Linked DNA regions of Mus musculus: region 2 is linked to region 1. A link is a contact called in ENCODE Hi-C or POLR2A ChIA-PET data. All regions are on one chromosome and are shown on one strand. Each heading gives the region's core, a stretch centred on a gene start or an enhancer-like site at or near the end of the contact. The rest is flanking DNA. Distances are from core to core; before and after follow the strand shown.

Region 1 (4,973 bases), core at 1,908-4,407:
ACATCAGAATCTAAGTGTCTGTCTGTACTTGCAATTGTGTCTGAAGAGCTGTAGACGGCTTCCTGTTCCATAGCTGTGAAGAGTTCTCTTGGAAGAGACTATTTCACACCCCAGGCTTTTAAAACAAAAAAATTTGCTCAGCCCCAAGTGGCATCACAGGACACGCAAGCTGGCTGGCCCTTAGGAATCTAGCTTCAAAGGCCTTGGTTCATTTACGGAGCTTCTAGGGAGCAGCTTCTCAAGAACCTCTGTCCTGATCTTGGGCAATGTTCGAGCCAGCCTTGGACTATGGGGGAACTTCCTGTGTCCTGGGAGCTCTTGGGTTAGTATATTGTGAGTCTTGCAAACTCTACCTTCATCCAGGGAAGTACTGCATAGGCAGCAGGGCTTATATTCTGGAGACCCTGCCATTTGCAGTCAGCCTTCCTTGTAGACAGAACTGATGGAAGTTTATTTCTTTAGAGTAAACCATGGGTCAGTGCTGACTTTGAACAGGTAGAGTCCAGTTCCTGCTCCATACCTGCTAGCTGGAGCATGTTAGTGTCTCTGAATACCTTGTATGTACTAGAGGAACAATCGTAATGCCTACCTCACAGAATCATGTGAGGAATAAAGTGGATAAACAGGTACAAGTCTTGAGGCACAGTGCTGACCACAGTGTTTGTCCCTGTCATTGTCACTGGGCTGTCATCATCTAAACCACTTTGTTCTACAGCTGCCTCTCCTAGCCATCCAGGATAACTATTCTGGAGGCAGAAACAGGATGCTTGAAGGTATGGCTGCCACATGTGCCCTAAAACCATGACCTGATGAGGCCCACATTTGGAGTTTAAGGTTGAATGGCACTCAAACGCAATGAAAACAAAGTGATCCATTTAAAGGAGAGCGACAGCCCAAAGGGGGCATCCTGCATGACTTCATATAGAATGGGCCATTTGGAGACTATTTAAATGGTGTTTACTTTCAGTGAGCTGTCCTCCATGAAATAGATAGTGAATGCCTTCATTTTCTTTTTTATTCATTGCACTTGTACCCAACCCCCTCACAGGACCAGCTGTAAAACAAAGAGAACACACTGTACTTAAATTAGCCCAAAGTTTTTCCTCTGTAGAAGCCAGAAGCCCGTCATACCCCTGGATGACTTCATAGCCAGGTCTGGACTAATTAACAAGGCAGCAGAGATGGGGGCTCTGGAGACACCCAGAATTAATAGTGCTCTCGTTCTCTGACTTGAGCAGCCAAGTTTGTCCTCCCTTTCACACAGATTCTTTAACTGTGGGCTTATGAGCCCTCCTCAAACAGAGATCAGAACTTTTTTATACTGTATACCCCAATACCATTTTCTTAAATTAGAGCATATTTAGAGGCCTATTTCAATAATCTCACAAGGCTGTTGTGCCATGAGACATCTGTCTTACAAGCATGGTAGCAGCTACAATAAGACTCAAACATTTTCATCTTCAAAACAGAACTGAAAGTTTCTTTAGAGATAACTGGATTTTTGGAAGGATAACAGGACTTGAAAGGGACTAATTTTCAAGTCAAAAGAGATGATCTAAAAAGTTGGGTTTGGCTCTAGGTGCAGCTCAACTATGAGTACTCAGGCAGCACGCACAGAGCTCTGGGTGTGATGCCCACCACACTAAATACACCACAATTAGAATTCACTTCTCAAAGTAGGTACATCATAGCCTAGAAATGCTAACACCATCACCTGAGGTGCTGCTTCATTCACTGCTTGGAAAACTGTCCTCAGAACAGCTTTGGAGACTCTCTTCATAAGGAGGTAATAAGGTACAAGTGAGGAGAGGCAAAGATGACAAGGAGTCAGCCTCAGCTCGGTGGGTGACAGCCGGATACCAAGGGGATGTGAGTGTGACTTTGTATCTTACACTTGTGAAAATCTTAAATATTTGAGACGGGCATTTTTATAAAATGAAAAAATTAGAAAATCAAAGTCCTGTAGACACATTTTGGTCATATCAATTAGCAATAGTAAACTAATGTGGGTAGTCAAGTCCTGTATACCTGGTATATCACTAAAACTCCAAAGGCAGCAACCATCACACACAGCTATTTCTGCACAGGCAAGAATGCCTGATATTTAAAGAGTTAGTGGCAAAAGGTTGTTGTTAAATTGGCAGAGTCCTTGCCTTGCGTACAGGGAAATTAAATTGGTTAAATCCCATGCACGGCTTAGACAAGATATGGTGGGACACATTTGCAATGTGAGCACCTGGGAGGTAAAGGTAGGACACAAATTCAAGTTCATGATTGACTGCATAGCAAGCTTGAGGCTAGCTTGATCACCATGAGATCTTGTCTTAATTTAAAAAATAACAACAAGAATAAAAATCAATAAACAAAAACCAGTTTAAGGCCAGCCAGATACATGAGATTTTAAAAAGAAATTGTTGTTTTCTCTGAAAATTTAAAAGGGCATACAAAGTTTTCCTACTGGAAGCACTCATGTAACCTTGGAAGCTTTCTGCTGTCGGGTAGACCAACAGAGTGAAGCCCTCAGTGATGTCAGTGTGCTCTTATGTGACATATCATGTTTCTCTTCTCAGATCCAATGTAGTTCCTATCTTAAGACTATTTCTCTAGCCACAATCCCTTCTTCAGAGCTCCCTGCCCAAATTACTCCATATGGCAGTAATGCTTTGGGAAGGTCATTACAAATGCAAGCTGTATAGGAATACGTGCATTTATGAGTATATGATAACCACATTATATAAATATGAACACCACAGGAACATGTGTAAGCACTATGTACACACTGGAAGGAATGCAGGCTCCTCATTTCATTGTTCTTCCCCTCATGGTATCCTTCTCCATCCCCAGGTACTTCAGCAAACCCCAGCATTCTTTCTGTTACAACTGAGACACTGCAATTACATGACCTACTTTATGAGCTTTTGGCCCCTCTGGCAAAGCCTTGTCCACATCAGTCTTCCTCACTATTGTTCGAGGGCTGAAACTGGCATCAGGTGGGCCAATGCCCATCAGCTTTCCCTTACCAGGCCAGACAATGGCTTCACAGGCCAATGCCACCCTACACAGAGGTCTCAGGTCTCTCTCTTTGCAGGAAGTATAGCCCTGGACACAGACGACTAGGAGAGAATAACCTTCAAAGGTAAAAGAGCGCCACCTGCTGAAGCGAGAGGGGCTGTGTAGATTGTGAGCATCCCATGGTTTCAAGGCTTCCCTAAAGGAACACTGGCACCAGTCTACCAGATCTCCTAGATAGACATGACCATAATGAAGATGAGTAGCTCCCCTGAAACACAAAGGACATCAGTGGGCTGAATACCACCTTTCCAGATGGTTGGTCACAAGACAAACATTAATGCCTTGCATGCAAACATTCATGTATGTCTAATCCAAGAAAAATTTTACACCAGTGAGAATGGGCAAATAAAACATGCTGGCAGAAGCACTGTGGTCTGAGAGAGAGAGAAAAAAAAATCCTAACATACTCTGTGTATATACTAAGCAGAGCAAGGAGGCAAGCAAGCTAGTGAACAGCAAATCACAGAATGAAAGCCCTGGAAAGTGTAAGACATCATCTGAGTCCACATGAGCAATAGAAAAGCCAAACACAACCCTCACAATGTGAGGGCAGCTGTCTACTGGAAACAAGGAATACGTTCACTGTGAAGTATACTCTAAGGCACGCCCACCCCACTTCTTCATAGCATCTGCATGCAGTACCGAGGTTCTACTTCCAAAACTAGGACACTCTACCTTGCATTTCCTTTTTGTGGGCAAAGTACTTACTTGATCATAGCCACCCCTAAAGCTTTTTAATTTACTGCCTTCTCACATGGAGAGAATGTGGAGCATTCTCAACACTGCTATTTATTTTGAGCCATCAAAATAGGGTGGGGGAAGCTGGCTTTTTGTCTGGGAGAGTCTTGCTCCTTAGTCATTTTTCCTGGAATTTCCCAGTCATACGGAAGAGAATGTCAGAGAGCTGACATATTGTACAGTCCAGACAGAGAATAGCATTTTGCCCAAAGTGAAATAACGTTTATGCTCTTTACAATTGAAAAATGGGGGGGGGGGGAACCAGACAAAGATCCTAAAAAAAAATCATTAATTTGAGGAGTAGGAATATGCCAAATTAGATTTATAAAAGTAAAGCCAGGGGGCTGGAGTGACAGCTCAGAAGCTAAGAGCACACACTGCTCTTGGAGGTGCCAAGGTTGGTTGCCAGCACCCACATCCAGGGGCTCACAACTACCTAAAACCCCAGCTCCAGAGGATCTGATGCCCTCTTCTGGCCTCTGCTAGCACTACACTCAAGTAAACACAACTTAAAAATAAAATCTTGAAGAAACAAACAAAAATTACTAGAGGAAAGTGATAGCATAGTGATCTTCTTTTTAAACATGTGTGGTAGAAACCAGCAACCATGTTCATAGGGGAAGCTATGAACATGGTATTGCCTCTGTCATTAACTATGTGGTTTTAAATGCCTCTGCCAGGAGCTACTTCCATTTGATTTCATAGACCATATTCAACAGATACATTTCTGAGCCCTATTAAACACAAAGCATAGCAGGTAGAGATGGAGAGACTGGCATAGATCAATGGGTAACATTTCTGCCAAAATGGCTTCATGCTGAGGAAGGTGAGTAGGAGTTAAACAAGTTCATCTGTGGCCTTTCTGGGGAAGAAAAAAAAAAGAATAATGACTACTTAGCTAATAAAATTCTTATGATACTCATTGCCCAACAGCCCCTAACCATTAGCCTTCCTTTAAAGGACCATCAGGAGGAATGATTTCCTCATGGAACACAGACTCAGAGGGCTCTCTTCTAATTTTTGTTTCTTGCTGAATGGCTGCTACCATTTCTCTGATTAGCCCCAGATGGAGGCTGGCTCCCAACTTACTGAGAGCCTTCTCAGTAAGTCAGCTGGTGTCTGGTAAATGTGCTAATAGGGCTGATGAAGTGTCACTGTGATGG
Region 2 (4,765 bases), core at 1,421-3,920, 94 kb before region 1:
GATTGCCATAAGGGCACAGAAATCATTGCCCAACAGGGGGGAAGCTAGTGAAAACTTGACTCTCATATTGACTCCCCAGATGGACACACAGGTGATTGAGGTTATGGTCTCATCACCACGAGGTATTGTGTCCATCCCCCCTGGGGATCGAGTAGATCAGGTGTTGACGTGGGCGAGAGGGTCTGTTTGTGTGTTCCCACAGGACCAGACGGAACCTCTTTGGGTGCCGGAGAGATTGGTGAGACGCTGCAAGAATGAGGCTCCTGATCCAGTTGCCCCTGTGGATGTGGTGGATGATCCCACAAGCACAAAGGATGGAGCCGAGATGAGAGATCCTTTCGGTATTCCAGAAGCCGATACCAGCTCGACATGACATTCAAATTTTTCCACGCTTTTTGATCCCTGAATTCCCCTTAAAGAGATAGCCCCTCTGGCTATCTATCCCTTGCTTTAGGGAAGATGAGCGGGGGTGAGAGCCCTGGGATGTATGCTTGTTATAGTGTGTGTGTGTTTTGTGTTTGGCACATGTGTTAGGTGCAGAGTGTGCGGCCCGCACTTTCGCCATGGTAGCATAGGCTTTTGCTGCAGTGGAGGCGGGACAATCTCCTCAGATTCGGTTTGCCGCTCTAAAAGAAATTATGCTGCGTTATGCCGTGGGGTGCGAGGCTAAGCACTGCACAGAGGATAGCTTGCTGTTGGCATCCTGTGGAAGGCACGTCTGATTGCATGAAGGTTCAGTGTCCTAGTTCCCTTCCCCCAGGAAAAACGACACAGGATCTGGCCAAGACCTCTCTGGGTGATGAGCCTAAGGGATGGTTTTGTGTAGGGCCCCTATGCTTGCACACTGGGGATCAGACCTCTACCTTCACCCATGAGGCTTGCTTGCAGCAATTAAGATCTGGCCATAGGTTAATTAACATCCTGGCCTTTTGATGCACCTGCCACAAGCAAAACACAATCTCCCCAGGTGTGGCTTGGCATGATAGAGAGGTAGTCAGTGATAAGACTCCCTGGGCATGTCACCAACCTAAGACAGGGATCAAACCAATGCTGTTTGTCACCCAAGGACGGGTAAGGGGCATGGTTGCGGGGGGCTATCTACAGACATTCTCTCTGCCAAAAAAGAAAAAAGGGGGAATTGTGGGGAGCGGGTGTGGCGGCAGTCCCAAAGGCGCCAGGGACTGCAGCTAAGTCATATGACTTGCACCTGACTTCCTCATATAAGACACAAACATCTTGAGTGCTGCGCAGGTGTACCAGGATACAGGTGAATCCAATTTGGTGGAGATTTGCCCCTGCTGCCCTGATTAGCTGAAGCCTCGTGACTGGTGAGGTGGCGTGGCCTGCAGTGCGTGGATGAGAGAGAGTATAAAAGGAGTGAGAGGCCCAGGGTTCGGGGGAGATATAAAAACAAGGGAGATATAAAAACAAGGGAGATATAAAAACAAGGGAGATATAAAAACAAGGGAGATATAAAAACAAGGGAGATATAAAAACAAGGGAGATATAAACAAGGGAGATATAAACAAGAAGAAACAGGACTGAATAAATGTGTGCAGAAGGATCCTGTTGTAGCGTCGTTCTTCCTGGCCAGTTGAGCGCGCGCAACACTCACCCTTCTTCTTAGCAATGGTTTTCCTGCCATAATGCCTTGAAGTTGAAATGACAGCAGCTCAGTTATCTGCTCAGCATCTATCTCTGAAACTAACCACACTTAGCCAGGATGCTCTGCTTCCAAACAGAGATGATGAGAAGGGACATGGGGAAGCTCATTCTAAGTCACTAGTTTAAGGAGTTGGGGACCAGCAGCCAGGGCCCAAGCAGCGTCTACAAAGCATGGTGCTCATCTCTCTCATCTGAGTCACTTATTTCTAAGGGAACTACAAGTAAGAGTCACTGAGACAGACATACATTTAACAGCAAGAGGAATAACTGTACTGAAAATAACACTCAGTTCTGAAAGACTCCTAGTGCTGTGACACAGTATCCATCAGAAAACCAACCCATTAGGTTCATTGAGCATGCAGGACACTGTGACAGGACCTAGTCACATCAGAGCCAACCAACAACCTTTTCCTGAAACTGGTGACTCCTTCATAGCTAGAAGCTTATGGAGATGTGAGGCAGAAGATGGGTCTGACACCACTTTAGCCATACCACAGATACTCAAGAAGATGCCACTTCCTGTCACCAAAGCAGGTCTACTAAGACTTGGTAAGACCTGCACATTTTTTTCTGCTGGTAAGGTTGCTCTAAGATTTTTCAACCACATTTTATTTATTTTTCATTTCTGATAACTGGTTTAATGTGAAAGGAAAACAACAAATAGAAAGAGAATGACACCTGCCACCATTTTCCATGATGTTCTCGTGGTTCTACAACAATAACAGGTCACCCGATTGTCTTATTCTTGTGTTTCATTCATTTACTCTAAGGCTCTGAAAAAGTCACCTTTAGGCTAAAACATCTGTGGAAAAAAAGCCTGGTATGAAGAAACACTGGGTAACGTTGGAGCAGCAGCACTGGTAACCTTAACTACAGCATGTTTACTTTTGCAAACACTGTAATGTATGAAATAAAATATTAATAGCCATTACCTCAGTTTTCCTGAGTACAGACCTGAGTCACAGCTCTGTGGGGCATGATTTCCACTCACGTGCCTCACCGAGTGAGTGTTATTCGTGTTAGCAGGCAAGACCAGACTGACTGTGTGTTTTTAGACCATAATGTCATGGAGTAAGTTGCTTATTTTGGCAGCTTAAATCATTTCTCCAAATTTACCGCCTACTCTGCATTGAAAACTAATCCCTAAAAACATATGAGGAAAGACGGCAAAAATATTTTACTCGGGGAAAGGAAAATGTTAGAGCAAGATTCGCATCTCCATTTAGTAGCGGCTAACTTTGCAATCACTCAGCTGAACGCTGATATTTTAAAGCACTCAAAGAGTAAAATATTTGTGTAAATAAATGTATTTTCAATGCCTCAAACATACATACATATTGCAACTACACTTTTAAATGCTGTGTGGCTAACAAGCTTAGCTTGCTGGGGACTTCCAACAGGTCTGGCTTCCCCTGCCTGCGTCTGTCAGCCTCTGTCTTCCCAGAGAGCTCTGAACTCTCCATGGCCTCAAATTCACTGGACTGTTTTGTATATGATGATTTTATAGCTGAGCTAAATGAAAGAATCAAAGCCCAGTGTCCACTGCGGAGCCCAGGAGCATGGTGCCTTTTCTTTTCCCCACCTCTTTCTCTTAGATTGATAATTCCTTCCAAATCAGTGTTCAGCATTGATCCTTCAGTTCCCCTGTGAGGGAGTATAAAGGGAGCACTCCACACTTAATGGCCTGAGGCCTAGAGAGGAACATGGTAACTGCACCCAGCAGGATGAAATTCTGGAGTAGCCAGAAACTAGACCAAATTGCTCTGTGCCACAGCTTTGCTCTGGAGACCCAAGCTAAACAGCTTCTTTCAGTGGCCAGCCACACTGAGGTATGTCTTTTAAGTACATATAATAAAATTCAGTATGGCTGGAGAGACCGTGGTGGACTGTAACCCACCCACAGGCAAATGACGTCAAAAACTCTAGAAGGGAACACTGGGCTCCTCTGTTCTCCTGAAACTTCTGCTGTGTCAAGCAACATAAGAAGGAAGCAGACTTTCCACTAAGAAATCTCTACTTTGGCAGTCATCAGAGACAGCCTGGTGTCTTACACTTCCGCTCGCAGGAAAAGTGCAGAAAATTATTTCCACAAATTAAAATGGAAGAAACTCAAAGTTCAAAGAATCTCAGAGCTAAAAGGAAACTTGAGGGTCCAAATCTGAGGCTCAGAGAAGACGGAGACGAATTCTTCGCCCGCTTTCCCAGGACTCACTTTATCTCTAGAAAGTTAACTGTCTCTTGGTTGGTGACTCAGAGGAGACAGAGTCCAGCTCCCAGAATGCAGGAGGAGGGGTGGCATCTACAGAATGGCTACTTCACTTGTGAGGTAGCTCAGGCAAGCTGGTGTGGGAGCACTAATGCGCACTCGTGTGTGTGTGTGTGTTTCTGTACATGTCTGTGTGCACATGTACATGTCTGTGTACATGTATAAGCTTCATAAAATTGAGCATGCCTTGTCTCTTCTACTGAAAACAACCTGAACATCTGAATAGCTTGTTCTTGCTGGGGTGTGAAGCTAAACAATGTGTCTCTACCTGTGCCAGGGCCAAATACACACAACTGTCAGTTCTGTGGTTTTCTCCTCTTTCAAAGTACCTAGAGGGACACCCAAGAGACAGACACCACAGAGCACGGCTGTCTGGAAAATACACACACACACACACACACACACACACACCACACACACACACACACACACACACACACACACACACACACACACACACACCAACAACACCAAAACAAAACAAGACACCACACCTGGTTACATACCTTACTCTGGGGAGATCCTGTGATACCATTTACAAAGCTGCCTCTATTTTCCTTAGCAAATTGACTTTCCAATGGCAAAAAAAAGGTAACCCCCTTCACTTAATAAAGTCAATAGTGATTTCCTTTCAATTTCTAAGGCCCTTCACATCCACCTTCTCTCTGTGTCATCAAACTTCAATAGCTTTGTGAGAGCTGTAGTCTATGTCCTCTTCAAGTGAGAAAACAGATGTTGAAAGTGGAAAAGACTGACCTTGGACTAGCAAGTTAGCAGCTGGTAGAGGCCTTTTCTGCCTTTGTGCACAAGGTGATTACATTCTGGTACCAGAAG

The links. Hi-C counts contacts between places; a loop is a spot of excess contacts on that map. ChIA-PET counts read pairs that join two places held with the same protein, here RNA polymerase II (POLR2A).
Region 2: a loop to region 1 is called in a map of heart, with 2.2 times the contacts of the local background. The contact joins two enhancer-like sites. A Hi-C loop is called at or near these places in 2 of 37 maps with a recorded cell type or tissue (both heart). POLR2A ChIA-PET finds 5 or more read pairs at or near these places in 1 of 5 experiments (Patski).

What each region holds. Positions count from the first base shown.
Region 1 is chr13:63,044,984-63,049,956 of GRCm38, reverse strand. The region is part of intron 3 of Aopep (aminopeptidase O); the gene reads right to left. Among named protein-coding and RNA genes, the nearest start is that of Gm46422, 47 kb to the left of the region's middle. Within about 2 kb of position 3,157, at least 1 of the 3 ENCODE cell types and tissues checked has a DNase peak (open chromatin) inside an H3K27ac peak, as active enhancers do.
Region 2 is chr13:63,138,861-63,143,625 of GRCm38, reverse strand. The region is part of intron 5 of Aopep (aminopeptidase O); the gene reads right to left. Among named protein-coding and RNA genes, the nearest start is that of Gm30409, 8.9 kb to the right of the region's middle. Within about 2 kb of position 2,670, at least 1 of the 3 ENCODE cell types and tissues checked has a DNase peak (open chromatin) inside an H3K27ac peak, as active enhancers do.